Linked DNA regions of Mus musculus: all the other regions are linked to region 1. The links are chromatin loops, found by intact Hi-C in ENCODE. Cell type or tissue: heart. All regions are shown on one strand.

Evidence for each region. A loop is a pair of places that touch in the nucleus more often than their neighbours do. Peaks named below come from ENCODE experiments on the same cell type or tissue, not always from the same donor. Only the 100,000 strongest peaks of a DNase experiment are listed, where the experiment ranks them.
Region 2: a loop joins it to region 1, with 4 times the contacts of the local background. A loop is called at or near these places in 31 of 42 quality-filtered maps.
Region 3: it touches region 1 in a loop (4-fold over the local background); 15 of 42 quality-filtered maps call a loop at or near these places.
Region 4: it touches region 1 in a loop (3-fold over the local background); 2 of 42 quality-filtered maps call a loop at or near these places.
Region 5: a loop joins it to region 1, with 8 times the contacts of the local background. A loop is called at or near these places in 33 of 42 quality-filtered maps.
Region 6: a loop joins it to region 1, with 4 times the contacts of the local background. A loop is called at or near these places in 3 of 42 quality-filtered maps.

The regions. Positions count from the first base shown.
Region 1 is chr3:105,056,640-105,061,639 of GRCm38, reverse strand. No RefSeq gene overlaps it. Among named protein-coding and RNA genes, the nearest start is that of Cttnbp2nl, 6.2 kb to the right of the region's middle. In heart, CTCF peaks have their summits at 2,576 (motif pointing right) and 4,434; DNase peaks (open chromatin) are centred at 439 and 2,549; H3K4me3 peaks cover 737 bases; H3K27ac peaks cover 2,051 bases.
Region 2 is chr3:104,767,612-104,772,611 of GRCm38, reverse strand. It overlaps Tafa3 (TAFA chemokine like family member 3), which reads left to right. Exons shown (of 7, transcript NM_183224.3): 6 at 308-432; 7 at 1,867-5,000. The coding sequence ends at 1,878. Among named protein-coding and RNA genes, the nearest start is that of Tafa3, 7.4 kb to the left of the region's middle. In heart, a CTCF peak has its summit at 2,365 (motif pointing left); no DNase peak of the experiment used is centred here; H3K27ac peaks cover 228 bases; H3K27me3 peaks cover 317 bases.
Region 3 is chr3:104,861,596-104,866,595 of GRCm38, reverse strand. It overlaps Capza1 (capping protein (actin filament) muscle Z-line, alpha 1), which reads left to right and starts at 2,091. Exons shown (of 10, transcript NM_009797.3): 1 at 2,091-2,256. The coding sequence starts at 2,218. It overlaps St7l (suppression of tumorigenicity 7-like), which reads right to left and starts at 2,090. Exons shown (of 14, transcript NM_153091.3): 1 at 1,288-2,090. The coding sequence starts at 1,501. In heart, a CTCF peak has its summit at 2,124; DNase peaks (open chromatin) are centred at 1,545, 2,145 and 2,665; H3K4me3 peaks cover 3,675 bases; H3K27ac peaks cover 2,696 bases.
Region 4 is chr3:104,510,030-104,515,029 of GRCm38, reverse strand. It overlaps Lrig2 (leucine-rich repeats and immunoglobulin-like domains 2), which reads left to right and starts at 3,112. Exons shown (of 18, transcript NM_001025067.2): 1 at 3,112-3,574. The coding sequence starts at 3,339. In heart, CTCF peaks have their summits at 1,161 (motif pointing left) and 2,944; a DNase peak (open chromatin) is centred at 2,989; H3K4me3 peaks cover 2,666 bases; H3K27ac peaks cover 1,956 bases.
Region 5 is chr3:104,990,005-104,995,004 of GRCm38, reverse strand. No RefSeq gene overlaps it. Among named protein-coding and RNA genes, the nearest start is that of Gm46819, 11 kb to the right of the region's middle. In heart, no CTCF peak of the experiment used is centred here; DNase peaks (open chromatin) are centred at 304, 924, 2,064 and 3,164; H3K27ac peaks cover 1,407 bases.
Region 6 is chr3:104,883,929-104,888,928 of GRCm38, reverse strand. The region is part of intron 6 of St7l (suppression of tumorigenicity 7-like); the gene reads right to left. Among named protein-coding and RNA genes, the nearest start is that of St7l, 22 kb to the right of the region's middle. In heart, a CTCF peak has its summit at 2,856; no DNase peak of the experiment used is centred here.

The DNA of each region.
Region 1 (5,000 bases):
AGATAGTGGCTTGAGTTATTTTATTTGGAACGCATAACTGCAGGAAAACAGAACTTCTTGGGGTCAGCGAGTTACACAAGTCTAACTCAAGTCCTGGGTATTCCAGGTCCCAAAATGAGATGGGGGTGGTTACTGCTGTAATGGGAATAGGCATGAAATATTCACTTCAAGAGTGAAAAGAAGAAAAACAGAGTGCAACATGGCCAACAGAAAGGGGGGCATGTAATATTCAAACTCCTTCCAAAGAAACAGAAATCCTGGTCACTTTGTTCAGGACAGATGGGGGCCCCATAGGACCCAACAGGAGCAGTGAAGCAGGAACTAAGGGCGTAGATGCTTCCAGCATGTGCTTGCTCCAAAGGGCACTTACCAGGAAATTGCCTAGAAATGACGGTACCGCCGACAACCATAACAGGACCATTACTTTCCCTATAAATATGTCCCCCTTTTGCGAGCAACAAGGACCCATTCAGCCAACTGTGTGGTGCTTCAGCTGAAATAACAGACCAGAGGAAATGCCTAATTGGCCTTCATCAAATCAAAACCATGGAGCAGCCTGGTCCAACAGAAGCTCTGTCTCCGGCCCTAGAGTGGAAATTATTTTCTGCTTAATGTCAGGCTGTGTGTGGGAGAAGAGGGAAATAAAGAGGAAAGGAGAGGAAGACCAGCCTTTGGACCATCTTTAACCCCTTGGCAAGGCCAGAGCCCAGCAGGGACAGAAAGGATTAGCCTAGGCTTGGGAGGAGGAAGAAAGGTAGAGGCAGAAAGGCAAGAGTGAGCTGAGAAGACAGCGGCTTTATAAAGTGCCTGCCTGGCCAGCATGAGGACCTGCGTCCAGCGTGGTGGCTTATAACTCCTCTGCTGAGGAGACAGAGCAAAGGCTCCCCGGGACCCACCACCCAGCCAGTCTAGCCTAACCGATTAGTTCCACATCAGCAAAAGACCAGTCCCAAAGGAAGCAAACAGTGTACCAGAGGATGTCGCCAGAGGTTATCCTTTCTCCTACACACTCACAAAATGCAGGAGGGATTGGTGTGTGTGTGTGTGTGTGTGTGTGTGTGTGTGTGTGTGTGTAGTCAGCCAGCTTTAATCCAAGCACCCAGGAGGAAGAGGCAGGTCTGGTCTACATAATGAGTTCCAGTACAGTCAAGGCTGTGTAGAAAGCCTCTTTCTCAAAAAACAAAACAAAATCATAGTCAACTAATACCATCTCCCACCTATCTAAATGTATGAAAATTACATTTAGAAATAAGAAACGGGAGCGGTGCAAGCCTTTAATCTCAGCACTCAGGAGACAGAGGCGGGCTGTTCTCTGTGAGTTTGAGGCTAGCCTGGTCTACAGAGCAAGTTCTTGGTCAGCCAAGGCTGTAGTGAAACTCTGTCAAAAAAAACAGGATAAAGAAACCAATGACAGTTTACCAGTTCCTCGCTCAGAGTGTGTGATGATAATAGTTGTTTAACGATTTTGAAGACGACGGTGAAGAGAGGAAAATGTGACTCACTCTGAGACACAAAGCATTACTCAAGAGTCCGGTGACGAATGAATGTTTGGAGGGTGAGAGGGTGAGTTAAAAATAATTTGGATTCTTGGGAACCTCACTGGATGGTTTCAGAATCCTGTCATTTATCGATTTCCAGGAATTTCCCCTCTAACAATTCTTTCAGGTCCTGTGAGGTTTGTATTCTGCAGCCCTGACTGGCACATCAGCCTTGGGGGAACATGTGGGTTTCAGACAGAATAAATCAAGGGAGATGGGAATCAGAGCCCTATGGATGCTTTTCCTGACAGCAGTATTGTGTGACTTCTCGGGTTCTGTAGACTTCTGTCTGACTTTCTCACTACCATCATGGAAAACAGATGACCCTAATTAGTTGGTCCTCAGAACGGACTTTAGTGATGCAAAAGTCTTCCTAGTCACATTGGCCTAGGCTAGGGACACACTTATGTCACCCACCAGCTCTGTAGTAAAAGATTGGGAGACCCTGCTCCATGACTCCAGGCAAGCTACTTAACTATTTTTTTTTTAAAGGATTGAAATCTGTTACCTAATCAGCAAAATGGACCTTAAAGCTTTCTTGTGGTGATAACCAACGCATTGTACCTGGTGTGAAGTCGACACTTAGTAACTGGTACGATGTGGGTATCACGTTACCTTGAGCCAGCTGGCTGGCCTCTCTGAACTTGCTTCTTCTCTTGAAAAGCTAGAAGTAGTAATATATACCTGTCAGGTGGTTATGAGAATTATACATGTGAAGATTACACGGTGTATATGCAAAGTGTCTGGCTCAGTGTCTCATAGTAAATACTCAATAGGTTTTTTTCCTTCCTTCTCTGAGAACTACCTTCACTGCAATCCAGGATAAGGAAAGTCCGTGTGGCTCCGTCATAATCACACTGGCCACGTTCCGCTAAAAACCAATCTGTTCCTGGAGTTGGCTCTTTGAGCTGCCTGCCAGTCTTTGGAATCCCCTACCTGATGGGCTTTCTGCCTACACCCATAAAAGGAAAAGCTATCAACGCACCACGAGACTGCCTGAAAAGTAGACAATTGCAGGGCTCACCGATCAACACTAGAGGGCGCAATAAGCTCAGGAAAGCAGTGAGGGCCACACCCAAAAATCTAGGAATGCGCCTGTTTCCCCGGCCGCTCAGGTCCAAGCAAGAAAGATTAAGAGTAGCTCAGAAAGGCCTTCGTGGGGACAAAAGATGCGAAGGAAATGCAGGGAGCAGGAATGAAACACCTTCCCTTCGCCTTCGCCTTCGGCTTGGCACCGGACTAGAGAGCCTCTGGCGTCTGGTCTTTGAGAGTGGGTAGGACACAGCACCCTTCACGGTTCCTCCAGCTTCTTCATCTATCTCACCCAGCATCAGCCAGTGTGCCCTGGGTCACAGCTAAAAGACTACTCTAGAATACAATAGTCTCCGGTGTTTAGTTGGAGAGCAGAAACTCACAGGGAGAAAGATCTTCAGAAAGGTCTCCACGTGATTTACAAAATCCCACGTGGAAATTGATGGGCTACTTTAATGTACACCATCTTACTGATATTCACAGCCTGGGGTTGGAGATAGAGGCGATCATCTCATTTTAAAAGTAAGGAAACTGAGGTTCAGGTAACCGCCCACACTTTGGGCAGTTGTCCTTTAACAGTTTGTTTATTGTTGTTGTTGTTGTTGCTATTAATTAGTGCATTAGTGCTTTGCCTGCATGTACATATATAATGGTGCCAGTTCCTGAAACTGGAGTTACCGAGAGTCACGGCGCTATTGGCTTTTCTCTTGTTGTTCTTGTTCTGTTTTTATGTGGCACTGGGAATCTAACCTTTATCCCTCCCCTCCCCCTCCTCTCCCCCTTCCCCTCCCCCTCCCCCATTTTAAAATTAATTCAAACCACTCACACAACTGCAAGAAAACTACTCAGCTCCAAGCATTCCATACTCACCTTTACATTTTTTTTTATTTTACTTTTTTTATGTCTATGAATATTTTACCTTCGTGTATGTCCGTGCACTTCGTGCATGCCTGGAGTACCGGGAAGCCAGAGGAGGGTAGAGATGGAACCCCAGAACTGATACTGTGAGTTGAAATGTGGGTGCTAGGAATGGAATCCTGGCCTTTTGGAGAAGTCGGTGTTCTTAGCTGCTGAGTCATCTCACCAAGTCCCATAAAAAATTATTTATGTGGGCTGGTGAGATGGCTCAGTGGGTAAGAGCACCCGACTGCTCTTCCAAAGGTCCGGAGTTCAAATCCCAGCAACCACATGGTGGCTCACAACCATCCATAACAAGATCTGATGCCCTCTTCTGGAGTGTCTGAAGACAGCTACAGTGTACTTACATATAATAAATAAATAAATAAATCTTTAAAAAAAAAATTATTTATGCTTATTCATGTATTTGTGTGTGTGCTTGCATTGCCATGACCTGAGTGTAGAAGTTAAATAATGGGCTAGAGAGATGGGTCAGTGGTTGAGAGCAGTGGCTGCTCTTCCAGAGGTCCCAGGTTCAATTCCCAGCAACCACATGGTAGCTCACAACTGTGTAACTCCAGTTCTAGGGGATCTGATGCCCTCACATATATGTAGATGTGGACAAACCACGAATACACATAAATTTTTTAAATTTTATTTTATTTTTATTAGGTATTTTCCTCATTTACATTTTCAATGCTATTCCAAAAGTCCGCCATACCCACCCCCCCCCCATCCACTACCCACCCACTCCCCCGTTTTGGCCCTGGGGTTCCCCTGTACTGGGGCATATACCGTTTGCAAGTCCAATGGGCCTCTCTTTGCAGTGATGGCCGACTAGGCCATCTTTTGATACATATGCAGCTAGAGTCAAGAGCTCCGGGGTATTGGTTAGTTCATAATGTTGTTCCACCTATAGGGTTGCAGTTCCCTTTAGCTCCTTGAGTAATTTCTCTAGCTCCTCCATTGGGGGCAGTGTGACCCATCCAATAGCTGACTGTGAGCATCCACTTCTGTGTTTGCTAGGCCCCGGCATAGTCTCACAAGAGACAGCTATAACTGGGTCCTTTCAGCAAAATCTTGCTAGTGTATGCAATGGTGTCAGCGTTTGGGCGCTGATTATGGGATGGATCCCTGCATATGGCAATCACTAGATGGTCCATCCTTTCGTCACAGCTCCAAATTTTGTCTCTGTAACTCCTTCAATGGGTGTTTTGTTCCCATTTCTAAGAAGGGGCAAAGTGTCCACACTTTGGTCTTCGTTCATAAAAATTTTTAAAAGAACTTAATGGACAGTCTGTAGATGTTCACTCTGTCCTTCTGCCACCTGGGTTTCAAGAACAGAGCTCCCATCGTCAGGCTTGGCAGCAGGTGCCCTTACCCAGCCATCTCGCCGGCCCCACAAACCGAAAAGATGTTGCTGCATTCTCTATTGTCCTAACCCACTGAGCATGGTGAGAGGTGATGCAACACAGTAATTGTGAGGGTGTGCTCTGTATTTAGCCAGTCCAACCTCCTTTACTCTATCATTGC
Region 2 (5,000 bases), 290 kb after region 1:
ACTAGCTCATATACCCTAAAGAGGGCACTGAAGATGGTACCTCTGTGCGAACGACAGCTGCCCCTAGCTTGATGCCCTCCTCCCGAGTTGGTGTGATGCAGTGATGAAGTTTCCTGGGATAGACCCCAGTCCACAGCCTGTGTACAGTGCTGCCTCCTTGGACAGCCCAGAGTAGGGGGATCCCAGGGGGAAGGTGGTAATCAGCGCCTGCAGTTGGTGGGAAGGAAGCTACACCTCATTCACAGACCAGCTATGACCGGTGCTGTGCTCCCAGACCTTAGAGCCACACCTGCCTCCTGCCCCACAGCCTCCATCGTCCTGCAGAAGTGGTGGTGTCAGATGGAGCCCTGCCTGCTGGGAGAGGAGTGTAAGGTGCTCCCGGACCTGTCAGGGTGGAGCTGCAGCAGTGGACACAAGGTCAAAACCACCAAGGTATTGAGACGGGTGGCTCACCCTCCCCTCCTGCTCCTCCCTCACCCATGATAGCACAGGGGCCAAACCCTGGAGGGCCAGGCCCTGCTACTGGTGATGGCATGCCTGCCTTGACTTTCTCCTCTTCGATTCCCATGGGTTTACCCCTAGAAAATATCAGGCCTTTTAAAACAAAATGGAGCAGGGCACAGAGGCACACATCTGTAATCCTAGCACTCAGGAACAAGATCAGGAGTTCAGTTAGCCTGGGTTGCATGATACCTGTATCCAAAAATACAAAAACAAACAAACAAAAACAAAACAAAACAGGAAAAAAAAAACCCTAAGGAAAAAAAATGTAGAGAACTGAGAAAATTACCTAGATCAACCAGGGATGAATTTATCCTTCTATCTGAGTTCCAGAAACTGTATCCTCTCTGCCTGCCACCTCACCACAGACTGTCCCCTGTCACCTACACCACTCCTACCCCTTCCCCTCCCACTTCCTGCCTGCCCTCCCCTAGTCGGATGCTCTGTCCTCAGTAACAGCACCTAAGAAGATTATTATCGTCACAGCTTGCCGCCTGCCCCACAAAACAAGGGGTAATTAAAATTTTATCAAACTCTTTAGCGGTTCCACAAGTGCCGTGGCTAATTAGTTGTATGTCATTGCCACCATCACCTGTGCAAGTGAGTGACATTTCCAGGCAAGCCAAGGCAGTGTCCCCGCCACCAGCCCCACTACACACAGCAAGCAGGTTAACTAACAGAAGCAAAACCACTTCTGGGGTTCTGAGGAAAATGGAGGTTTTCACAGAACACACGACACTGGGAACTTCAGCAGAAAAAGGTTTGGGGGCTGGAGAGGTAGCTCAGTGGTTAGGAGCACTTTTTGCTTTTACAGAAGACCCAGGTTCAATTTCCAGCACCTCCAGTAGCTTAGTACTCTCTGTAACACAGTCCTAAAGGATCCAATACCCTCTTCTGGCCTCCTTGGGCACCACACATGTGGTGGACAGATGTTCATGCAGACACAGTTCTCATATACATAAAACTTAAAATGTGGGGAGGGAGCAGTTGGCTGACTAAAAGGCAGGGCAGCCCATCTGTAGGCAGTAAAGGGGGGCAGCCATTCTGAGAATGTTTATTAAGACTTGCAATGTGAGACCTATCACAGAGCCAGGGACATTTGGCATACTGTTACAGGCCTGAAAGACAGATCACTGCCTTTGCAATCCGTGTAGTGACTCAGAAGCAAACGGCAGTGAGGTTTGCCTGACGGGTGCCAGCATGGATGGATCACCAGGCCACAGGTGCTCAGCTTGGGTGGTGTTAGGAGACTGGCAGCGGTGACCTCTCGGTGACTCCCCTATGCTGGGGCTCTCTGGCATGCCACAATGGCCGGTTCCCTGTTGCTTTCTCAAGCCTTCCCCTACCTGACGATTTGCTTTCTAGGTCACACGGTAACTCTCGGAGGTCATGGCTTAGGTAGGACAGCCTTGACTGAGCTCGGGACTGAAGAAAGGCCTGGTCACCAGACAGCAGATAAGAGGACTTACCTGGACATGTGCCCATGTCAAGTGTAACATAGACCGGCCAGGGCCCTGGGCAGCACTCTGTTCAGCTAAAATGCTTGGATCTTTGGCCACACACTTGAGAGACCTGTGCTCTCCTATGAACAAAGTCAACACACAAACCTATCCTTAAGGAATATCTTGTCAAGTTAAGGAGTGGATGACAGGCAATTTCAACAGTTTAAAGTGTTTGGTACCGTGGCTTCTGAGCGACCTGCAGTGGGTGTGGTGGGGTGGGGCGGATGGAATTTACACAGATCTTCAGCCACCCGATCCCAGGACACAAAGTTATGAGGGCCACACCAGTATCTTCCCATCTTGGCCTTCCCATCAAACCTGCATCCCCAGCAAGATGCTAAGATGTGAGAGGAAAACACTGCCCCCTGGTGCCAAGCCAGTGGGATCTCTTTTGGACAGCACTGGAAAGTAGAGATGAAGGGCTTCTTCCGCACACCTCTGCAGAGGCAGGGCGGGGCGCACATCCCATGCTGTCCATGGATGGACAGGACCTCAGTCAGAATCACCCCTCCACCTTGAACTTCGGGTGTTTGGTTGCTGTTTTAAAGGACGAGGAAACCGAGTCACAGAGGATGAGATGGATTTGCCCAGGATCTCACAGCTTGGCCTTCCAAAAACACGGATGTTAGGACTCCAGCCTAGGCCTTCCGTGGCAGTTTTATCTAGACAGTGAGACCCCGCAAACACTGTCTGGATAGCACCAACATGATTCTTGGGAGATGGGACTTTGACCACTGGAATTTTGGTTGAGGCCACTGATCTCCCATCAAACAAACAAACAAACAAACCCTAGAATATACACACACACACACACACACAGCAGAGTGGAGCTCCTTCTCAGTCCCCCAAGGCCAAACAGGCCCCGTGACAGCCCAGAGGTCGCTCAGCCCAGCGGCAGCAGAAGCAGTGTGAGCAGTTAGGTATCCCATCACCCACTCTGCTTCTCTATCAGGAGCTTCAGCCAGCCCCCTACATAGGTACCTGCCAGGAGGCAGAGGGGCAGGCCAGAGGACTTCATAACCAGGCTGGCCTCCTAGATGGCTTGGGAGTAGCAAGCTGGCTTACTTTTATTACCAAGGCCTTAAGTGTTAGAGTGAGTGTTAGAGACCAGCCTGGATGATGGTTCCCTGAGAAGGTAAATCAGCCATAGTTTACACTGGAATCTTGGTGCCCTTCTCCTTGCCTGTGTCCCAATGCATTTGACTAAGACTCTGGTATCACCCCACCTCAGGGCATGTTTTGGGTTTGGCAAAATGAGATGAACAGTAACGTTATCTTTCAAAGGCAGGCCTCTGTCAGTCTCTGCTTGTAGCACGGTGACAGGCCAGGGTCACCAAGGGTCAATGGCAGTCATGGTCTCCTTCAGTACTGAGGAGTGGAGGCCAGAGGGTGTGTTAAGTCTCCGTGACATATTCTTTGTTTTGTTGTTTTGCTTCTTTTTGTCTTTAAAAACATTATAGACTTGCCAATGCCATCTTTAGCTCTAGGGAGGGAAGGAACACATTGTTGCCCATGTCAGGTCTGTGACCCTTCCCAGGGGACGTCGAAGGCCTGGGATGGCCTCCCAGCCTCTTGGCTCACCCTCTGTACCATGGAAACCTGAGCGCAGGGCTGGGGCTGGGTTTGTTTTCCTCCTGATGCTCAGAGAGAGATGTGTGAGTGAATTATTTAGGTTACGGCTTCAGCAGAGCCAGACAGTGAAAGCCTGCTTTCCTGGAGGCCAGAAGGTAGGTCCTGTCGGTGGGTGTGGAGCTCCATAGACTCTCTGCTCACTCTGTCCTGGACACTGTCACCCAACGGTCGGCTCCCCTGCCGTGCCCCACCTGTGTTGTCCACACGAACTGGGTTAGAGTGGAGAGTTCAGAGATGACGCGTCACAAGCTCCCGAGAGCTGCCAGTCTCCTCCAGCTCCCCCCCACCCCCCGCTGCCTCGGGGTCCTGATTCTGTACCTTCTCTGACCCCCACTAAAGTTGCTAATTCCTTGTTAAGTCTCCCTCCCTGCCTCCTGACCTAGCCATGCATTTAGTGGGTGAACTCTGAGCTGAGTGGGTATCTGTAGATTTCCAGGGAAGCCCCACACAAAAAGCTCTGGCAAAGAAAAGATCCAGACCCCCACCTCCAACTCCACCCCCCCCCAAAATTTGTATCCAGCTGAATCCAAACCTGTGTAGGTTTTGTAGCTATGCAAAGAACAGTCTAGAAATAAATGGAGGGTTTTTTGGTTTGGTTTTGGGGGGGGGTTTAGAGCATAGGGGTTCCTCCAGTCATTTGACTTCCTCTGCCCTCCTTGACGAGAACATCTCATCATCTGAGGTTTGCTGGAACCCCATCTCTTCAGCTATGCGGGCTCTAGGAAAGCCAGCAACTACTAAATCATGTGACTGATTTCTGCTAACCTCCTGGCAGTTGTACTGAGTCTGTGAGTGACATCCTGATTAATGATCCCAGACAGCTCCACAACATTGACTTGCACATTGAGACGACAGCTCCCTAAACCCAGAATTATAGTTGCAAGAGGGTTTAGAAGCCAGCTCTTTGATTTGCCAGCCTGGGAGAGGGTAGCTCAGAAAGGTTAAGTAATTTGCCCGAAGTCACACAGCAAGCTGGTGGCATGTCCTTGCTCAGTGACTCAGCATAGAGTTCTTTCCACTATTGTACATCCCATTGTACCCCAGAGCAGATGAGAACTTGGAAGGAGAACAGGGTTCTTAACTGTGAGAGTCTCATTCTGGAATCGCCCAACACTGTGAGAGCAAGGGCCAGAGGGAAGAAGAGCAGGAAACACATAGTGATCACATACACATAGGGAAGCAAGAAGGGGAGGGGTGGATGCCCAGAATTTCAAACTACAGAGTCAAACCGAACAGGACAAATGCCACACGAAGGAGAACTGGTGCCTGTCCTTTCCTGAGGAGGCAACATGGAGTGTTGTCAGTCCTTGGCAAACTGGGTGTGGGGGTGCATGCCTATATCCCAGGTACTCAGGAAGCAATAAG
Region 3 (5,000 bases), 200 kb after region 1:
TTCCTGGTTTAAAGCCAGGCTAGCTAGTATATGCCTCTAAATCCACCACTTAAGAAGTGGCTCAAGGGATCAGGATGTCTTGGCAACATCCTGGCCTCAAAGCAACAAGAAGAAGTAGAAAAATAAATGACAAACTCGATGAATAGCACTTTAATGAGCACACAAATTACCATTAAACACTTCACCAACCTATTACAGACAAATTAGACAGTATGTGGTACCAATACTCTAAAATACAAAAAGCATTTTAGAACATTATCCTATGGTCTTTCATGTCATCTCATGAGACAGAAAAGGGAGACCACTGCCTTCTCAAAGGACAGAAAAATTAACAGTGTCACCATCTAACAGAAATATTTCACCAGGCAGTGGTGGCACACAGCCTTTAATCCCAGCACTTGGGAGGCAGACGCAGGCGGATTTCTGAGTTCGAGGCCAGCCTGGTCTACAGAGTTCCAGGACAGCCAGGGCTACACAGAGAAACCCTGTCTCGAAAAACCAAAAAGAAGGAAATATTTCCATCTTCTTCTGAGGCTGCAGCAAAAAATACTGCAATAACGCCACAAAAGATCCAGGAGTCCATCTTTTCATCCTACCTACGGCCAGGGAATAGTATTTGCAGAATCCGCACAGGTCAACACTGCTTACAAGTTTTTATCTTTGGCCCAGGCTACATGACAAACATTGTACAACTGCCGAAGGAAAATATTAAACAAACCCACCGTTGTCTGCACTTCTCTCTCCTCTCCCTTTCCTAGACTATCTTATTACTCACAATAAAAATATTACGAAAAACGTCTCTTAACCGAACTGTCTTACAATAAAAGTATGGTCCACTAAAATCATAGCATTTTCTATCGTGTATGACAGATGTGCTTATCTTGCTTTTCTGGGTGTGAGTTCTTTTAAGTTAGGCAGCTGGGAAACTCTGAGGTACGACTTTTCAAGGGGCCCTGCAAACGATAGGAATGTCTATAAACTGTGTGTACACATCTGGGAATGCTCTCTTCTGTCCTACTACCTGGAGCTTGCAGCGTGTCAGGTAGCTTTTCCTGTGGTAGCGTAGACAGAATAGAGAGGGCGAACCTTCAGCGATCTAGGGAGGGGCCGGGAAACTGCAGCACGGTTCTAACAATCAGCTGCCGGGTGGAGGTGGCCCAAGCGACAAAAATAAACCCACTGGAGCATGCAACACCAATTTCCTTCTGCAAAGCCCTCCATGTCTCCCCGAGAATCTCTGATCTTTGGCACTTGTCCCCGACTGTCCGGGAGGTTTGGGCCTCTCACCCGCTGTCACGTTGTCACACAGCCTCAGCGGGACCCTCAGAGCGTAAAGCAGCCCCAGCCCCGCCAGGAACCACAGCGTGGACCCAGAGTTCGCCAACCCGGCCTTCAGCCGCTCTTTCCAGCCCAGCGGCGGGCCCAGGCCCAAGCCAGGAACAGGTGCATGGGGACACCCCACGGCCCGCGCGGCTTCCGCGAAGTAGTCTCCGTCCGCCATCTTGCGGCTCCGGCAGGCGCCGGGACCTGGGAGGGGAGAAGGGCCGGAAACCCGGAGTCGGGAATCCTGGGATAGTGGCGGACTTGAAGCTGGCCTCTGTCTAGGCTGAGTCCTGGGGAACTGGCTGGAGATCTGGAAGGTGGCGGAGCGCGGTGGCCGACTGAGGGGCTACCTAGTCCTCTAGGAGGGCGGGGAAGCATCTGATGGTGGCGCTTATTCTTCTGGAAACGGACTCAGTGTGGCGCCGGAGGGAAGTGGTTTTTCTTCCATACGTGGTTGAGGGTAACCTGTCGCCCTGTGCCGGGGTCGGAAAAGTACTGATGTCTCAAAGAGCCGAGCAGCTCTTAGTGCCCTGGACTCGGCGGCCCAGGAGACCAACCGGATCAGAAAAACTTAGAGGTGTAGCAACTGCTCCATGACCAGAGGGAGCCCAGACGCCACGCAAGAGTCGAGGCCCGCCACCAAGCACTCCAGGACGAATGGGAAAGTGACCGGAACTCAGGGAGAAAGATGTTAAGGCTGCAAAGCCCCGAGGGGCAAGCCGACTTCCTAGAGCGCCGACTCCAGGCTGTCACACCCGCGCGGAACTGACATGGCGCCCTCTTGGCCTGAGCTTCCGGGCGGCTCCTTCCGACGGCCCCTCGGTGATTCCGCCACTCAGCTTCCTTCCCGGCCTGCCTCGCGCCGGCCCGCCGGGCTGGGCCAGAGCAGCCAAGATGGCCGACTTTGAGGATCGGGTGTCGGATGAAGAGAAGGTAAGGGGTCCGCCTCTCTCTTTTACTTCCTTCCTCGACGGGGCCCAGGGGTCCGAGCCGGCAGCAGTGAGAAACCTGGCGGTGCCCCCAGGAAGAAGAAGGTTGTTTCCCGGTGCTGGCATAGTCCCTCTGGCCCCGGGACGCTTCCTTCCTTAAAGGAGCTTTCGTCTGCCTCACGGTGGCCCCAGTCCCCCAGTCCTCAACTCTTTTCATCCTGGACAGAGCACAACCTTCTTTCAAGAGGAGACACTTTGCCTGATTGACTTTTAACTCTAGACTCTTTTCTGTAATTATAAGAGAGGAGGTGAAGGTGATGTCGGGACGTGTCAGGCAGCAGTTATTTTACCGCTTTTGGCAGTTGGGGCTCACCCCATCCCCCCATTTATAGGTATGATTGGGGTTAGTTTAGAACGAGTCACTTCCTGATCAGAGTGGCCTCCTTAACTTCCCTTTTGCTCCTCCTTCCTCAGGAAGTGATTTTGCTGTCAGGACTCCTTGTCAGGGAGGGAGAGGTCCTCTGGTGGTGTCTGTCCACCGAAATACACACCCTCTCTCATCTTTTCTCTACTACTGACGATTAAACTAATTGGATAAAAATAAATCAGTAAACCTCAAGGGATTTGCTTAAGAATTTGACCAGCACCTTTATTCCTGCCTATGCTCTCTTGTGTGAACGTTTAGCCCCAAGGTGACTCCGTCCCTTCTGTCTTAATCTTAACTATAATTTTTTTCAAAGTCTTTTGTTTTGTTTTGTTTTTTTAACTTCCTGTTAAGCAGTGAGAAATAGCCAGACGACTTTTTTTTCAACTCCAGAAAGGTTAAATGGGTCGTAAATAAACCTCACATTTAACACATTCGGTTTGGATGAAACACCCAACCTTTTTTGATGACCTACTATGGTGCTTTATAGCTGGGTATGTCAAGAGTGTCGTTTGTGTACATAGATCTTTAAAAGTGTTTTAAATACCAGGGTGTATTCCAAATTTGATAGTATAACTTTTTCTGACAACGTACATTTGCTAAACTGTCCAAAAAGGAAAGTACTTAGTTCTTCCATAAACACAGACTCTTAGGGCTGCTACAAGTTAGAATGGTCTCATTAGCTAACTTAGGGACAAGAATATGTCTTTTGTTTCCTGCAGTGACTGTTACAAAGTATGTGCTCTCCAATGTTCTATAAAATCTGCCTGGGTTCTTCGAAAAAGAAATTGGAGATTGTTGACAGGGGAACAGACTATTTTTAATCACTTCTTCAAAAAGAATAATTTAACATACACCTGTGTATGAATGAGCCACTGTCTTTAAATGCTGAAAAGGGTGCTTACCACCTTTATAAACCACTTACCAGGATCCAGGGTGGCAGTTTGTTAGTAGAGTCTTAGCATGTGCAACATCCTGTGTTTGAACTTAAGCATTAGTAGGACAAAAACTAAAAAGCCACCAAATAACACTTTAGTGTTGATTCTCTTTTTTCTTTCTTTTTTTGTTTTTGTTTGTTTGTTTGTTTGTTTTCGAGACAGGGTTTCTCTGTATAGTCCTGACTGTCCTGGAACTCACTCTGTAGACCAGGCTGGCCTCGAACTCAGAAATCCGCCTGCCTCTGCCTCCCAAGTCCTGGGATTAAAGGCATGCGTCACCACGCCCGGCTAGAGTGAATGTTTTTATTCCTTTTCTTAAGACTGGGTCGGGTTTGGCTCATATAAACATCTCATTATACAGCCAAGAGTGACCCCAACCCCTAATCTGCTTGTCTCTGTCTCTCAAATACTGCAGTTATCGGTGCATACCATCACACTTAACTTTATTGCTTAGTTTTAGTAATAGTAGAACAAGCCAGTCATAACTAGTAAATCTACCCCGGAACTTGTAATAAATTCTATTCCTACTTTAGTAAAGAGCTTTTAGTTTTTGTTTTGTATTTTTGGGACAAATTCTTGCTATGTAGTTCTAGCTGGTCTGGAACCTGCTCTGTAGACTGGACTGATCTCCAATTTGTCCTCCTGCCTCCGTCTCCCACGATTCTGGGTTTAATAGAGGTTTTTTTCTTTGTTGTTTTTAATTGACTACATTATCTTTATTGGTGTAGATAATGTGGTATAATGATACAGTAAAAATCCTTATGATTTGAGCCAGGCATGGTGGTGTATGCCTTTAATCTAAACACTCAGGAGGCAGAAGCAGGTAGATCTCTTGAGTTCAAGGCTAGCCTTGTCAACATAGTGAGTTCCAGGACTACATAGAGAGACCCTAGTAACTTGAGATTCCTGTAGTTTTATTAGATTCCTTTCCTCAGAGCTGACAGGCACATTCATATCTCTTTAAATCTATGAGTAGAAAGAAAGGGTTGCTGGGCGGTGGTGGTGCTGGTACAACATCTTTAATTCCAGCACTTGGGAGGCAAAAGCAGGTGGATTTCTGTGAGTCTGAGGCCAGCCTGGTCTACAAATTGAGTTCCAGGACAGCCAGGGCTATACAGAGAAACCTTGTCTCAAAAAGAAGGAAAAGAAAGGACTTTGTAAGACTTCTTGATTTTTGAGCTTCTTTCCTACTTTGCCTGCTTTCCCTTCTAATCTTTAGATTGATTTTAACAGATTAAAAAGCTAGGGGAAAAGGCTGGTCCTGGTGATACCTGTCTATAATAATTTCAGCTCTTGGGAGATAAAGGCAAAGAGGATTAGGAATTCATGCCCATCCTTGGCTACATGAATGAAATACTTTCTCAAAAAAAAAAAGTTTTGGGGTGT
Region 4 (5,000 bases), 550 kb after region 1:
CACTTGGTGGCTCACAACCATCTGTAATGGGATCTGATGCCCTCTTCTGGTGTGTCTGAAGACATTGACCGTGTACTCACAAAAATAAATAAATAAATAAATAAATAAATAAAAAATAAAATAAAATAAAAGAAGAAGAAATCTTAAAAGAAACAAAACAGCTGAACAGGGAAAAGTATATTATGCTTTCAGACTGAAAGACTTATTTCTATAAAGATGTTAAGTTCTGTCGGGATGATTCAGAGGTTTAGTGTAATCCTAAGAAAAACATCAATCACTATGGCACAACAAAGATAGAGTTGGAGTGAAAAATGTAGAAGAACTGGCTAGGCCAGCTATCGAGATATATTTGAAGGCTACTGTAATTTAAAATACAGTACTGCTTCATGGAAAGTTCACCTGGTTTTTGATACATATCAGGTGTTTAATTAGATGCTTGATTTATGACATAGAACTTCAGAGTAGTAATGAAAGGCAGAACCTTCACTGAATGAAGCTCAGCTCTCTGGGTTGTCACATGGAAGAAAAAAAAAGAACTTGAATCCTTTTTCTTTTCTTTCTTTTTACTTTTTTGTGTGTGGGTTTCCAGTCAGGGTTTCTCTGTGCAGCCCTGGCTGTCCTGGAACTCACTCCACAGACCAAGCTGACCTAGAACTCAAGATCAGCTCGCCTCTGCCTCCCTCGTGCTGGGATCAAAGACATGTGATACCTGGATCTTTTCTTAATCATATGCAAAAGTCAATACTCGGCCCAGGGAGATTTTTCATGAGATAAAGGTGCTTGTTGTTCTAAGCTGATGACCTGCGTTCAGTCCCTAGGATCCACAAAAAGATGAAGGGAGAGACTTACTTGACAAGGATGTCTACTCTGACCTCTATGCTAAAATCATGGCATACACACACACCACCAAATATCACACACACACACACACACACACACACACACACACACACACACACACCCCAGTGGTTGGAGGGATGGCTTATTAGTTAAGAGCACTGAGTGCTTTTCCAGAAGATCCAGGTTCAATTCCCAGCACTCAGAGGATATCTTACAACAAATGGCCTGTAATTCTATTCTCACAACCATCTGTAATGGGATCGGATGCCCTCTTCTGGTGTGTCTGAAGACAGCAACAATGTACTCACATACATAAAATAAATAAATAAATACATAAATAAATCTTAAAATAAATTTGCTTGTGACCCAAGCACTCAGGAGGCTGAGACTGAATGCTCTTGAGTTCAAGGCCACCTTGGACTACAGACTGAGACCTCTATGCTGTAAAAATATAATTGGAGTTGGGCTGGGTAGAGAGATGGCTAGGCAGTTAAGAGCACTGGCTGTCCCCCGCAGAAACCCAGGTTTCATCTCTGGCACCTACAGCCTTCTGTGACTCTAGTCTCAGAGGATCCCTTGCCTTCTTCTGGCCTCCTCAGGGACTACATACATGTGGTACACAGATAACTTATGTTAGCAAAACACTCACACACACTGAAAAAAAAAAATCAGGGGCTGGAGAGATGGCTAAGCTCTTGTTCCTCTTCCAGAAAGCCCTTGGAGGCCAGAAGAGGGCGTTAGAATCCTCGAAGCTGGACTTCATGCTGTCCAGTGTGTGTGTGCTGGGAACTGAACCCTGGTCCTCTGCAGGAGCATTGTGTGTTTACTGAACAGCTAAGCCATCTCTGCTGTCCCCGAAGTGTACATTTTTGATGAAGTCCAATATCTCTATCACTTTTCTGGCTTCACATTTTGCTTCAATGGTAATAAATAGTAGTTGCTGTTAGTTTTCATGGTCATGTTTACTGGGAGAAGAAGGGAGAAGAAGCTGAAGGAGACACCTTTCTAAAAGTCCTCTGCAGTAGACAAGCACACGAGGACAGTCAGAAAAGTAATTTTAACCCAAAGGCATGACATGGATGGAAATGGTGTGTGTGTGTGTGTGTGTGTGTGTGTGTGTGTGTGTGTGTGTGTAAGTGCCACAGGGTGCATATGGTGATCAGAGGACAGGGACTTGCAGGAGTCAGTTGTCTCATTCTACCATGTGGGGTCTGCGAATTCAACTTAGGTTGATACACTTGGTGGCAAAGCTATTATTGATGAAGCATCTTACCCACCCTGTTTTTCGTTTCTCCTCTTCTTTCATACAAAGCATACTATGCAGATGAGGCTGAACTGGGACTTGGGTTCTCCTGCCTCAAATTCCCAAGGAGTGCTCAGACTGCAGGCGTGCTGGTCCACACCTGGCTTGCAAAGTCTTTGAAAAGTATAGACACTATATGTCAGTGAACCATTACTGATATTTTCATTTTTACTCATTTTGTAGGTAACACACAGCGGAGAGATCACAAGGTAGCTAGATTCCGCTGTTCCCAGTAAGTCTTTTTACTTCAGGATAATTTCCTTCCAGTCTTCTTAACTTTGTTGATTGCTCAAAAACCTCAAACAGAAACCAGAAAACCCACATCCTCAAACCAACGTTTTATCTATTTGTCCCACTTGTTCTTCTGAAGATGAAACAATATTTTCCCAAATCGAGGAAAGAATTTTCTTTAGAGACAATTATTGAACTCCAGGCTACTGTAGAAGCCGGAGGTGTACTGACTAAATAGCGCCTCTGCCAATGGGAACTTGAAGTCCTTTCACAGTGACAGCGTGCCATGCTCCGGGAGAACCAACTGCCACATTTTTTCAGGGCAGGGAGTTCGGCCGCAGAGGCCGCCCTGGTTGGGCTCCGGAGACTGATGTGGTCGAAGTTAGGTTTAGATCGCGCACTTATTTGCAGCTGCTGCTTGGCATGCAGCCCTTGTGCCATTCCCTTCTGCAGGAGCCTACAGAATAGGTCTTTTTTCACTACTACTGCAGATCAACCGCAGTGAGGATTTGGCGTTTCGGGTTTCGCTTTTTCCATTCTATTTCAAGGCCCTAGTGCGCCCACAAGCGGAGGAATAGCTGCAGAACTGCAGAAGCAGCTCGGAAAAGGAGAAAGGGCCGCTGTAATGCTCGCCTCCTAGGGGGCGGGGCAATCGTAGGCCTCGCCTCTCTCAGAACCCAATTTCCGACGCAACCTCATCCCGGGGCTCCGATTGGCTGGCTGCTGAGCGTGAGTACGTTGCGTCGCGGGGCGGGGCGGACGAGCGGTGTCTGTCAGGGTTTCAGCTCTACGCCCCCGACCGCCGCCCCCTCCCCTGCGGTAGCGTCGTTTCCTCCTCTCGCCCGCTCTGAGAGGGGACAAGTGACAGCCCGGGCTCCGGGTGGCGGTTTAGCCTCCGGGCATCTCTCCTCAGCCGACTCTCTGAGCTAGCTGCTGTTCTCGAGCGGGTCCCGGCCAGGGGAAGATGGCGGCCGCGCCCCGCGGCATCTGGGAGCAGCGGCGCCTGGGCTGTGGGTTGGGACCCCTCGCACGGTTGCTCATCCTTGCGCAGGCGCTGCGGCTGCTGCCCGCTGCCCGAGCCGGCCTGTGCCCGGCGCCCTGCGCCTGCCGTCTTCCTCTGCTGGACTGCAGTCGCAGGAAGCTGCCCGCGCCCAGCTGGAGGGCACTGTCGGGCCCGCTGCCCTCCGACATCTCCAGCCTGTGAGTAGAGGGTCCCAGGGCGCGGTCGCCACCGAGTTCGGAAGGGAGCTGCCTTATTGAGATTGTGAACTTTGAATGTTAGGGTTTCCCGGTACTCGTGGGAAGATAGGGGTTAAGATCTGGGGTCTGTGACGTTCCGGGCTGGAGATGTTTAATGTTGGACTCACGGGTCCTGAGCAGCACAGCTGAGACTCTGGATGGCTGTGGGTCGGGTCCAAGTGCAAAGCCCTCTTTGGGCTGCATCATTTTTTTTTTTTTTTTTTTTTAAAATTCCAGCTTGACTGGTCCTTGGGCACGTGATGCAAACACGATCTCTCCCAAAGATACAGGATCTCTCTTTTGTCCCCAGTTCTCCCATCGGCTCATTGTATGTTTCAGTTTTGATACTTGAGTTCTTGATAGGGTTGAAAACCTCTGCATGCCTAAGGAAGATCATTGCTGATCTCTAATGTTTTGTAAGAGCAGTTATTCTTTAGTAGTCAGTTTAAAGAGGGGAAAGATTTTTTTTCCCCAAATCACGATACTTTGTCTTCACTATGTTCCTTTGAGTTAAAGAACCTTCATTTCAGATCTCTTTGTTTATGTATGAGAATCCAGTGCAGTGATCGAGTGGATTCTCTAGCTCTGACTTTAAATCCTGACAAACTTGTATTAGCTAGTGGCATTTGGAGAGCTCACTGCTCTGAGTCAGTAGGCATTAAATAGAACAGTAGGTATTAAATGCTGCAATTATGAGACTTCTTAGCCACCAACATACAGTTATGTCTCTGCCACTAACTGATCAACGTGCTTATTAATTGACTTCTAGAGTTACCTCTGAAAAAGAGTTATCACTAAAAATAGTTTTGTGATATAATTAAAATACAAAGATTGGTTAGGTTCTTAATGGAAAAAGAATACAGGTAGAACATCTGTATTGCAGAGGTTAAGTATACATTTGCAGAACGTATTTATAGGTTAGCATAGATAGGAAAGAAGCTAATTCCTGTATTCATTGAGAAAATTAGTAACTGCTACAGTTACTATAGAATTGCAATATAGTAATACAGCTCCTGTCATTTTGTGGTGGTTATATCTGAGGCTTATTCTGGTTTGACTCAGACTTTAGTATTATCATTTAGCATAGTCTGAATTAATCCAAGCACAGCATCTTCTTTATACAGTAGGTGCCTTTTTTGAAGAAATTGATGAGACAGCTACCTGATTATGATAGACTGAATCTGACATAGGTTTAAAAACAGTCTGACTTAATGTAACTAATTGAAGTAAACATGGCCTGCTTTTGAAGATCCTTCAGTGAGACTTGCTGAGTGTGTTTGTTTAGTATGCATGAAGTTGGGTTTGAACATTAGTGCTGAAAAAAATAAGAAAAAAATCATTAGCAAGTATATAGTAATGTTACCAAAGATGCTAATTGCCAGAAGAT
Region 5 (5,000 bases), 67 kb after region 1:
TTATTTTGAGTTCTTCAGCTGACACAGGGAGAAACAAAAACAAAAAACCTGGGTCTTGAGGAAAGGACAATTTGTCTACTCACATGGAATCAAATGAGAGACACTTCGGAAACCTCTGGGTCGGTCTCCTGTATTAAAAATGAGAACAAGTCCTAGAAAGGTCAAGTGACTATCCAAGTTCAGGCCATGGCAGAGCCCACACAATAAACTGTAGTCCCCGCCCACCACTTCTGCCTAGGCTTCTCCTGAGCTGACCTGGGACCAGCAGTCAGCCTGGTCCTGGCTACTCCCTTAAGGCCTTCCCTGTCCTCTCCCCTGCTTCCCCACAAAGCTTGGCTTTGATCTTGCTTGCCCGGGCTGCCTAAGCCTCAGGCTGCCCACCAGCCTGATTGCCACACAAAAATCCTGTCCTGTCTCTGAACAGGTTTGACAGCCAGGTGAGGGGAGGAATGAGAAGCATGGGAGGGCTTTTGCTCCCAGGCTGGGCCCCTCCGTCTGGCCTCAGCCCTGGGAAGTACTCACAGGCAAGCTTGCTCCTCAGGTAGAGCCAGGCAGACACAGAAGCTGTAAGCATCTGTCCCCTCCCTGCTCAGACTCTGACTTGCCACACCTGCCTGTGAGGAAGGGCCACCAGGATGCCTCCTGGCCCCTCTCTCCATCAGAACTCAGATGCTACGCTGTCCCTTAAACCCCCGCCTTTTGCATTCTCAAAACTCCCCATCTCTTATCGCTCCCTGCTGTGTGTTCCATCTCCTCTCCCCTGCCTGTCCCACCTAAATCACAGCCTTCCAGGACTCTTTGTACCTCGGGGCAGCTGGTGTCCTCAGGAAGCCCCTGACCAAAGCAATCTGGGGTGGCAGGGCGGTTTGGAGGTGGTGGCAGGGCATAAACAGGCCCCTTCTTCATCCCTAGCATGTTTTCGCTCTCCTCAGCCTGGTGAGTCAGCAGCACAGGGCCACACACAAGGCTCCCATTCAGGGCTCAGCTTCCTTCTGCTATAACTCAGATCTTGGCAACTCTCCCTCCCTCATTCTCTATGTGGGCCTTATTCTCACCATGGGAAAGCTCTGCTCCCTGCCCCGGGCCTCCTCATGCCTCCCAGCCCCCACCAACAACTCCCCAGCACCCACATCAGTCCACATTCCTCACTCTTCCTTTCTGGGAGTTGGGTAATCCCAGCTGGCTGTAGACATATAGGACACAGAACAAAATAGGAATGATACATTAGTGGGTCCTCATTTGCATATCCAATAGAGACTTGTTGGTGTGCCAGCATAAAAGTCTATGATCCCAAGTTGAAGGACAGCCTGGGTTACATAGCAAGATACTGTATTAAAAGGAAATAAATACAGATGAAAACCAGTTGTTTGTTGCTGGTGGCTCTTATGTAACCCTGAGCTGGATCTAGAAATATGGATGCACGCGCGCGCGCGCACACACGCACACACACACACACACACACACACGCACACACACCACTTTGTATCTGCCTCTTAATTTATTGAGCATATAGTTATTAAGTGCTGTAGTTTACACATTGATAGGGAGATGAGTCTCACATAAGTGACATCTCACAATAATGCATGTCTTAAGACATAGTAGGTGTCTCAGATAAGTTGGGGTGGGGGCTGTCCAAGAGCCTAAGAGGAGAGCAGGATCAGAGAGCTTAGAGACTTAAGACAAATAATACACGCAGACAGAAGGGAAAGAGGTCTTGGTTTGCATAGATGGGGTATAGCTGCACTGTATACAGCAAGGGGAAGCAAAAGGAATTTGGACCAAAGAGACATTAAGAACAATAATGTCATTCTGTATGGAACCCTGCTAAATGACAACCTGGGCTAGTCTATCGGCATGTAATGGTAGCTTGCCTTCTTCCCGTGGGGTTCTCTGCCTAGCATACAGCAGCTAGGTTATCTGCCCTTGACCATCGGAGTTGCAGGGTAGGGAAGATTAACTTGCATGTCTGGATTAAAAGACGCTGGTTCTGACGCCACCCTTGGGCACAAATGCCAAGCAGGCTTCTTCAGGCTGGCAGCCTCGCCCTAGTCCCGAAAGCTAGGTTGCTCGCGCCCCCTGGTGTTCGGACGTGGACAACCTCTATGGGACGAGGTGCTGCTGCGCAGCAACCTCAGCGACCTAGAGCGACGCGTTCTACGGCCAAGAGGGGGCGTTGCATCAGCCGCCCGCAGGCAATGCTGCATGCTCACACCCCTGGGTCCAACTTCCTTGGAGACCAGCCTCCTGCTAGGTTCCTTAAAAAATAAAATAAAAAGACGATGATGATGATAAAAGGGGAGAGAATGATAGAACCACTTCACAGGATTGCTATGTTTGGGTTTTTTGGATTTTGGTTTTTGTTTTTCAGTGCTGGGGATTAAACTTAGAATCTCACACTCACCGGGTAAGTGTAATCACTGGACCAGTGAGACAGGATCTCACTCAGTTGTACATGCTGGCCTTGAATTCTGATCCTTCTGCCTCAGCCTTTCAAGTGATTGGGATTACAGACCTGACTACTCTATGAGCCTTGGGTCTCTTAGAGCACGTTTAAAAAGGAAACTAACTCCTAGCCCAAATGAGCCCTCACCAAGTCTTGGATAGTGAGTGACCAACACCTTAGATGTTCTCTTACTGCTAGAAGGGTCAGGTTGAGTATGAGTATTTATTATTTATCCATACACTGCATGATACCTCAGAAATGTTGTGTTGACATCCCAAATACAGAACTCTTAATGAAGTAGGGTTTTGTTTTATTTTGCTTTCTGGTGCGAAGGGCTGAACCATTACCAAGGCTCTACCACTGAGCTAAATCCCCAACTCTTTGTTTTATTGTTTGTTTGTTTGTTTGAAAGACTAGGTCTCATTCTGTAGTTCAAGCTGGACTCAAACTCATAGCAATCCTCCTGCTGCAACCTCCCAAATGTGGGATTACAAACTGGGGTTACAGGCATGTGCCACCATGCCTAGTTTGTTTCGTTTGTGTTTTGAAACAAGCTCTCACTCTCTAGCACAAACTGGCCTGGAACTTTCAATGATCCAGCTGGGACTGCAAGCATGAAACACCACGCCCAGTTTCATGAGCCAAGCAAATAGCCGGGAGACAGCACTCTGGCAGGAACACAAAGAATCCATCCGTGAAGATGTCCATGCCATAGTCACTACTAGGTGTCAGGCACTGCCACAGGCACTTGGAAGAATAAATAACTTTCTGCCCTTTGGGGCTTTTGATGGTAGTGTGTGAGACAAATGCAAAACATGGCACTATTTAGACTGTAGGCATGATAGCCCACACCCGGTCTACAAAGCAAGTTCCAGGTCACTTAAGGCTACTGAGACCCTTTCTCAAAAAGCAAAACAGAGCCTTTAATCCTACCACTTGAAAGGCAGAGGCAGGCAGATCTCTGTGAGTTTGAGGCCAATCTAGTCTACAGAGTGAATTTCAGAACAGCCAGGGTTACACTGAGAGACCATGTCTCAAAAACAAAACAAAACAAACAACAACAGCAAAACAAATACAAAAAAAGGGGGGGTGAGCTGTGGCTGCAGGTATTCGGCCAGTGAGTTACAAAGGTCTGGCAGAGGAAATGACACTTGTCCTGGCTCTGAAGGAGATGTGAACAAGGAGTAAAGGGTCCGAAGAATAGCAGAGCCAGGCAAAGTGCTGGTGCAGATCCAGCACCAAAGCCGAGCAATATTTCAACACCTCACCAAGAGCCTAGTAAGTGTGTGCAGCCTTGGGTGGTGGTGGCATGGACCTGGAGACTCTGCCCAGGAAAAGAGTTTAGACTCCTGGGCCACTGAGAGCTGGAACTGAGGAGATAACCAGAATACAAGCCCCCTTGTGGTAAAGCCAAATTAAGCTTCAAGGTCCATCTCTACCTAGCACAGCTCCTTCCAAACCCTTAAGCACCCAAGCCAAGTGGTCAGCGCAACATTATAAAATGCAAAACCTTTTTGCTCTTTTTCCAACATTACACTGTGCTCCGTGGCGGCTTGCCTTGGAGTGACAGTCACATGCAGTTTTGGAATTGACCTAAAGTTAAATTAAATCAGGAATTAATCGTTATGGGGGGATATGTATTTATTTATCATACATTTTTGTTGTTTTGATTTTTGTTGTTTTGTTTTTGTCAGTCTGTCTCAAGAACAGTGAGGTTGATCAATGGGTAAGGGTGTTTGCTACCAAGCCAAACAACCTGAGTTCAGGCCCCAGAATCTACATGTTGGAAGGAGAAAACCAACTCTGAGCTTCTTCAATGTGTGCACCACGCTACACATGCACATGTGCCCACACCATACATATTGTATATAAACATACTGTATATGAAAAATGATGCTAGATATCATCTTCTGTCGAGTTGTAATTCAAGCCATTGTGATAAAAACAGCACGATGCTGGCATAAAAACAGACACATGGATCAATGAAATCAATGAAAGCCCAGATGTTATGGCCACCCATCTATGACCATCTGATTTTTGACAAATACACACACTAAAAAGAGAGAGTGTCTTTAACAGGTGGTGCTGAGGAAAATGGATATTTGTATGTAGAACAGTCAAAGATCATCCTTACCGATTACTTTGCCCAATAAAACAATTCTGAATGGGTCAAAGCCCTTCACATGAGACCTGAAACTTGGACACTAAGGGAAAAGTAAAGAAAACTCCTAAAGTTATAGGCATGGGTGCTGGCTCTCTGAATAGGACCCAGTCAGTCATTTTGGAAGTAATGCCAACAGTCAATGAGTAAGACCACATTGAGATTAGAGAGCTCTGTAGAGCAAACAAAATGATTGATAATTAATATTTAATATTTTAGTAAGAGATAGGTTGGACTCAAGTCCAAGTGGATCAAGGACCTCCACATAAAACCAGCTACAGTGAAACTTAGAGGAGAAAGTGGGGAAGAGCCTCAAACACGTGGGCCCAGGAGAAAATTTCCTGAACAGAACACCAATGGCTTATGCTCTAAGATCAGCAATTGACAAATGGGACC
Region 6 (5,000 bases), 170 kb after region 1:
TGCCTGCTCTGTAATGTCCGTCTCACAGTAGCATCTATGGGAGTGCAGACTGGGAAGACTCCCTGGGCTAAGTAGAGACCCTTTGTATGTGATCAGAAACAGTCCTACACTTCTCTACCCAAGTGCTGTCTGCGGTCTCTCACAGGCTTACCCACACAAGTCTGTATTCCAGGCCTCCCTCTCATACACCAACACTCAACCACACACCCATGTTTACCCCAAGCTTCCTTCTCTTCACCCTGCTAAAAACACAGAGATTTTTGTTTGTATCTTTAAAGTCAACAGCTGGCCAATAAAATAAACTGATTCTTGGCTTTGTTTAAGAAAGAAAACAAAAAGTTTCCCTTCCATTCAGATAAATCACCAGAACATTTGGTTTGAAGATGATGTATTCGTCCTGCTTGTCCAAGCCTGCCCAGTCCAGCATTTAAGTCAGTAGCCATAAGCAGTGACTGAACACTTGAAATGTGGTTAACCTAAACTGATATGGCATGCTAGAACATATCAAACTTAAAAGACCGAGAAAAATCTAAAATACCTCATCATTTTATATTTTGACTATTAATAATAAAACACTCAAACTAATTTCCTTTTTAACTTTTTAAATATGGCTACTGGAAATCTAAAAAGCTACATATATAGTTCACACATTCCAATTAATCAGAGATTATTGACAAAAAATGTAAGGGAATGCACAAAATTTAGTGATTGGAGTAGCTATCATCACATCTATAATCCCAATATTCAGAACCCTGAGGCAGGAGGCCCTTGAGTTTGTGGACAGCTTTGACTATACAGGAGTACCATGTACTTTGCGCTCTATGACAAGATACTGTCTATTACTGATTAACAATAATAACAATTTAGCCATTCCCTCAGTTAGGGTCAAGAAGGCCTTTCAGATATGAAAATGTAAACTGCACTACTGAGACATTTTTCAGATAGCATTTTAAATTGATATATATAATAATTTTATTAATCAACACATTTCTCCAATGTATTACATTAGATTTTTATAAAACATTAGATACACTATTGGTTTAAACACTTTTTTATTTGCCATACCCAAAACAATTTCAAATTTTTGTTGTTGTTCGCAACAGAATTACACTATGCAGCCCAGGCTAGCCTTGAACTCTCGTTCTCCTGATTCAGCTTTCTAAGTGCTGGTGATTACAGATTTACGTCACAACACCTATCATCAAATATGTGTATAAACACTTTTAAATAAGCAGGAAAGAAATATTTTTGTAAGGCTGGGGATATAGCACAGTGGTAGAGCACTTGCCTAGCACGCTTGAGGCCCTGGGTTCGATCCCAGCACTGCAAAACAAAACAAAACACCACTTTTGTAAAGACCTTGATAGATAAAATTGATGAAATAGAATCTTAAATATCAACATAATTTATTACTTTGTTTTGTGGTGCTGGGAATAAAACTCAGGAACTCACATGGTAGGCAATGCCTATCATTAAGATACATCCTCAACTCCTAACATAACAAGCCAGTTCTGGGTACAGGCCTATAATCCTGGGCAGATCAGTAAGATTCTGTCTCAGAAAGTGGGGAAAAAAGGGCTGAAAAAGTAGCTCGAGGCTAGAGCACTTGTCTGGCATGTGCAAGGACCTGGGTTCTACCCCCAGTACCACCAAAAACCACAACAAATTACATTATATGTTCCTTGGCAATTCTGCCTTATATTCTTGAATAAGGATGTTATTACAAAAAATTAGTCCTATACATACCTAATGACTTTCTTTTATCATAAACTGGGGTCAAATTTACACATCAGTGTAAATTTTTATGTTTTTCATGTACGTATTTTGTATTTGTTTATTATGTGTGCCTATGTGTACACCACAGCACACATGTAGAGGTCAGGGGACAACTTGTAGGATTTGGCTTCCTCTTTCCACCACGTGGTTTCTGGGAATTGTACCTTTACCAGAGGAGCCATCTTGTATACCCATCAGTGTAATACATTTTCAATTGGAGAATTCAGAAACGTTTAATATATTCTCAAGGTCCTGCAACTGTAGCTGGTACATGAAGCATGTTTGCCATCCCCAAAAGTGCCATAGTTATTTAGCAATTCTACTGTCTCTCATGGCTCCCCACCGACAGTCACACATCACCTCTCTAATAGAGTCCTTTAGTGCAAAGAGGCTTTTGTGGTAATGAGACATGGTTTACCATATTGCTTGTGTCTTTATTGTCTTGTCTGTTAACCATCAGAAAATCTGGGGGCATAAGACTGCCCCATCTTTTCTCTCCTGTCCTCCCTGCCCCACTCTCTCCCCTTCTCTTCTCTTTGTCCCACACTCTTTTTCAGAGAAAGAGCTCTACCACCAACATACATCCCTAACCCACCCCATGTTCTCTTACAGGTGTTTATAGTCTAGTTAATTTTTAGTTGATTGATATGCATACGTGAGGGAGCGGGGTACAATTTCCAACCTGTAGATGTCATTATCCAATTGTTTCAGTATCTTTTACTAAAATCATCTTTTCCTCCACTGAACTGCTTTGGCATCTCCATCAAAAATCCACTGAGAGCCCACAGACATGAGCTTATGTACAGATTCCCAGTTGGAATCCATCAGGCTAGTTGTCTAACCTTATGGTTTAGCCATCTAGTTTTGTAGTAAGTTTAAAATTGGAAAACTTGAGTCTTCTAATATTGCTCTAGGATTGTTTTTGGCTGCTTAGAGTCCCTTGCTATAGCACACAAATGATAAGACCAGCTTGCCCATTTCTGCAAAATTGGTAACTACAATTTTAATTATTTTTTTAATGTATGAGTGTTTTGCCTGCATGTATGTCTTAAGTACTACATGCATGCAATCCCCATGGACACCAATAGAGGGTATTGGAGCCCCAGAAAGTGGCATCAGATAATTGTGAGCTGCCATGTGAGTGCTGAGAACCAAACCAGGGTCCTCTGGAAAAACAGCCAGTACTTTTAACCACTGAATCATATGTCTAGAACCAGGAATTGTAATTTTAACAGGGGTTACATTAAATATGTAGACTGATTTAGGGGAGCACTGACATTTAAGTCAATGATATTTAATTTGTATAATACATGAACAGAAGATTCCTTCCCACTTGTTTAGGTCTTGCTATTTTAACCATTTGAACAATGTTTTGTGGGTTTTCAAAGTTTTTAAAGATTACTTTGAGTGTGTAAGTGTGGGCACACATATGCCATCACGTGTGTTCGGAAGTGAGGAGGTGACTGCTGGAAGTCAGCTCGCTCCTTCCTAGGTTCTGGGGTCGAGCTCAGGTCAGCAGGCCTTTCTCTCCAGCTGCTTTTCTAGTTATCAGTGTGCAAGTCGTACACTTTTTAGCTAAAGTTACTCCTATGTACTGTCATATACTTCCTGCCACTGTAAATGGGGCTGTGTTATCACAACTATTTAGAATGAAGCTAACTTTTTATTCATACATTTTAAACCTAATTTATAAGCATGGATAGGTGTCTAGCTGTGTGAATTCCTTACAGTTTTCTAGACATATGATCACATCACCTATGAAGAGACAATTTACTTCTTCCTTTCAAAAGCAGACACATTTTTTTCCTTTCTTGCTCACCTGCCTGTGTTAGGATTTCTAATAACATGTTACACAGAAGTAGTGAACGCAGGATCATATGCTTTGAAGTCTATTGAGAAAAAAAGTTCAGAATTTTTTGTAGACATTTCCATGAATACTTTTTCTATTTTTGTTCTACTGTTTCTTTGAATGCTGGTTTTTGCTGTTTTGTTTGGGATCAGGGTCTGGCTGTACCCCAGGCTAACTCAGAGCTCAATAACAGCCTCCTGATTGCTGAGATTACAAATATGTACCACCACGTCCATGTTTTTTGCATGCTTCATATTTTTTTTTGTTGAAAATTGGAAAATCTTAACTTTAATATTCTGGCAAGTGTAGAATCTGATTTTCTGCACTCCCTCTTGTTGCTGCTGCTGTTGGAGTTGTCTGTATTGTGGGTTTTCTGATGATTTTGTAACATTGTATTCTTTGTTATGTGTGACCAATGAGGACCAATGGTTAGCATAATGGTCAGTTAATGGTCAGATAAAGATTTCTTAAATATCTATGAACAAAGTACAAAACACAAGACTGCACAGGTCTTGTGTGTATGTGCATGTATGTGTATACATATATGTATATGTCTGTATATGTGTATATTTATATGTGTGTGTGCATTAGCATGCATGTACTAGGATGCACTCTCAACACTCAGGTATTTCACAACCATCAGAGATTTTATTTCCACTTTTGTCCAAAATAAATGTTATCTAGGCAGGACATTCCTTACATAACTAACATTTTTTAATATTTTTATCATAAAATGATGTTGGATTTTGTCTTTTTTTTCATGAATTAAGGTAATATACGGGCTTAAAAAGACTTGAAAACCAGGTATTTTCTCAGCATGCCCAACTCTGTCAAAAACTGGGTCTTTGGGCTGGAGAGATGGCTCAGTGGTTAAGAGCACTGGCTGCTCTTCCAAAGGTCCTGAGTTCAAATCCCAGCAACCACATGGTGGCTCACAACCATCTGTTATGAGAGCTGATGCCCTCTTCTGGTATGTCTGAAGACAGCTGCAGTGTACTTACATATAATAAATAAATAAATCTTTAAAAAAAAAAACAAAAAAAAAAACAAAACAACTGGGTCTTTGAGGTTCCCAGGAATGTGCGGAAGCTTTTCAAGGCCCTATTCTCTAGAGTCTCATTTCCCAAGCTTTCCTCATACATGTTCTGCTTTATCCAATTTCTTGTCCTTTTGTTTAGTTTTATATTTTATATCAGAAACAGATGGCTAGTAACACATTTTCCTCTAAATATTTTCATCTTAGGATGGTCAATTCAGAGAGTTTCAAGGTAACTGAAGTAAGACAAGCCCTTTGAGCTGGTGCTTAAAGTAACTATTACATCAGTAAAAATCAACAACCACAGTTCTGCTCCCTGGCATGATACACCTGTATCTG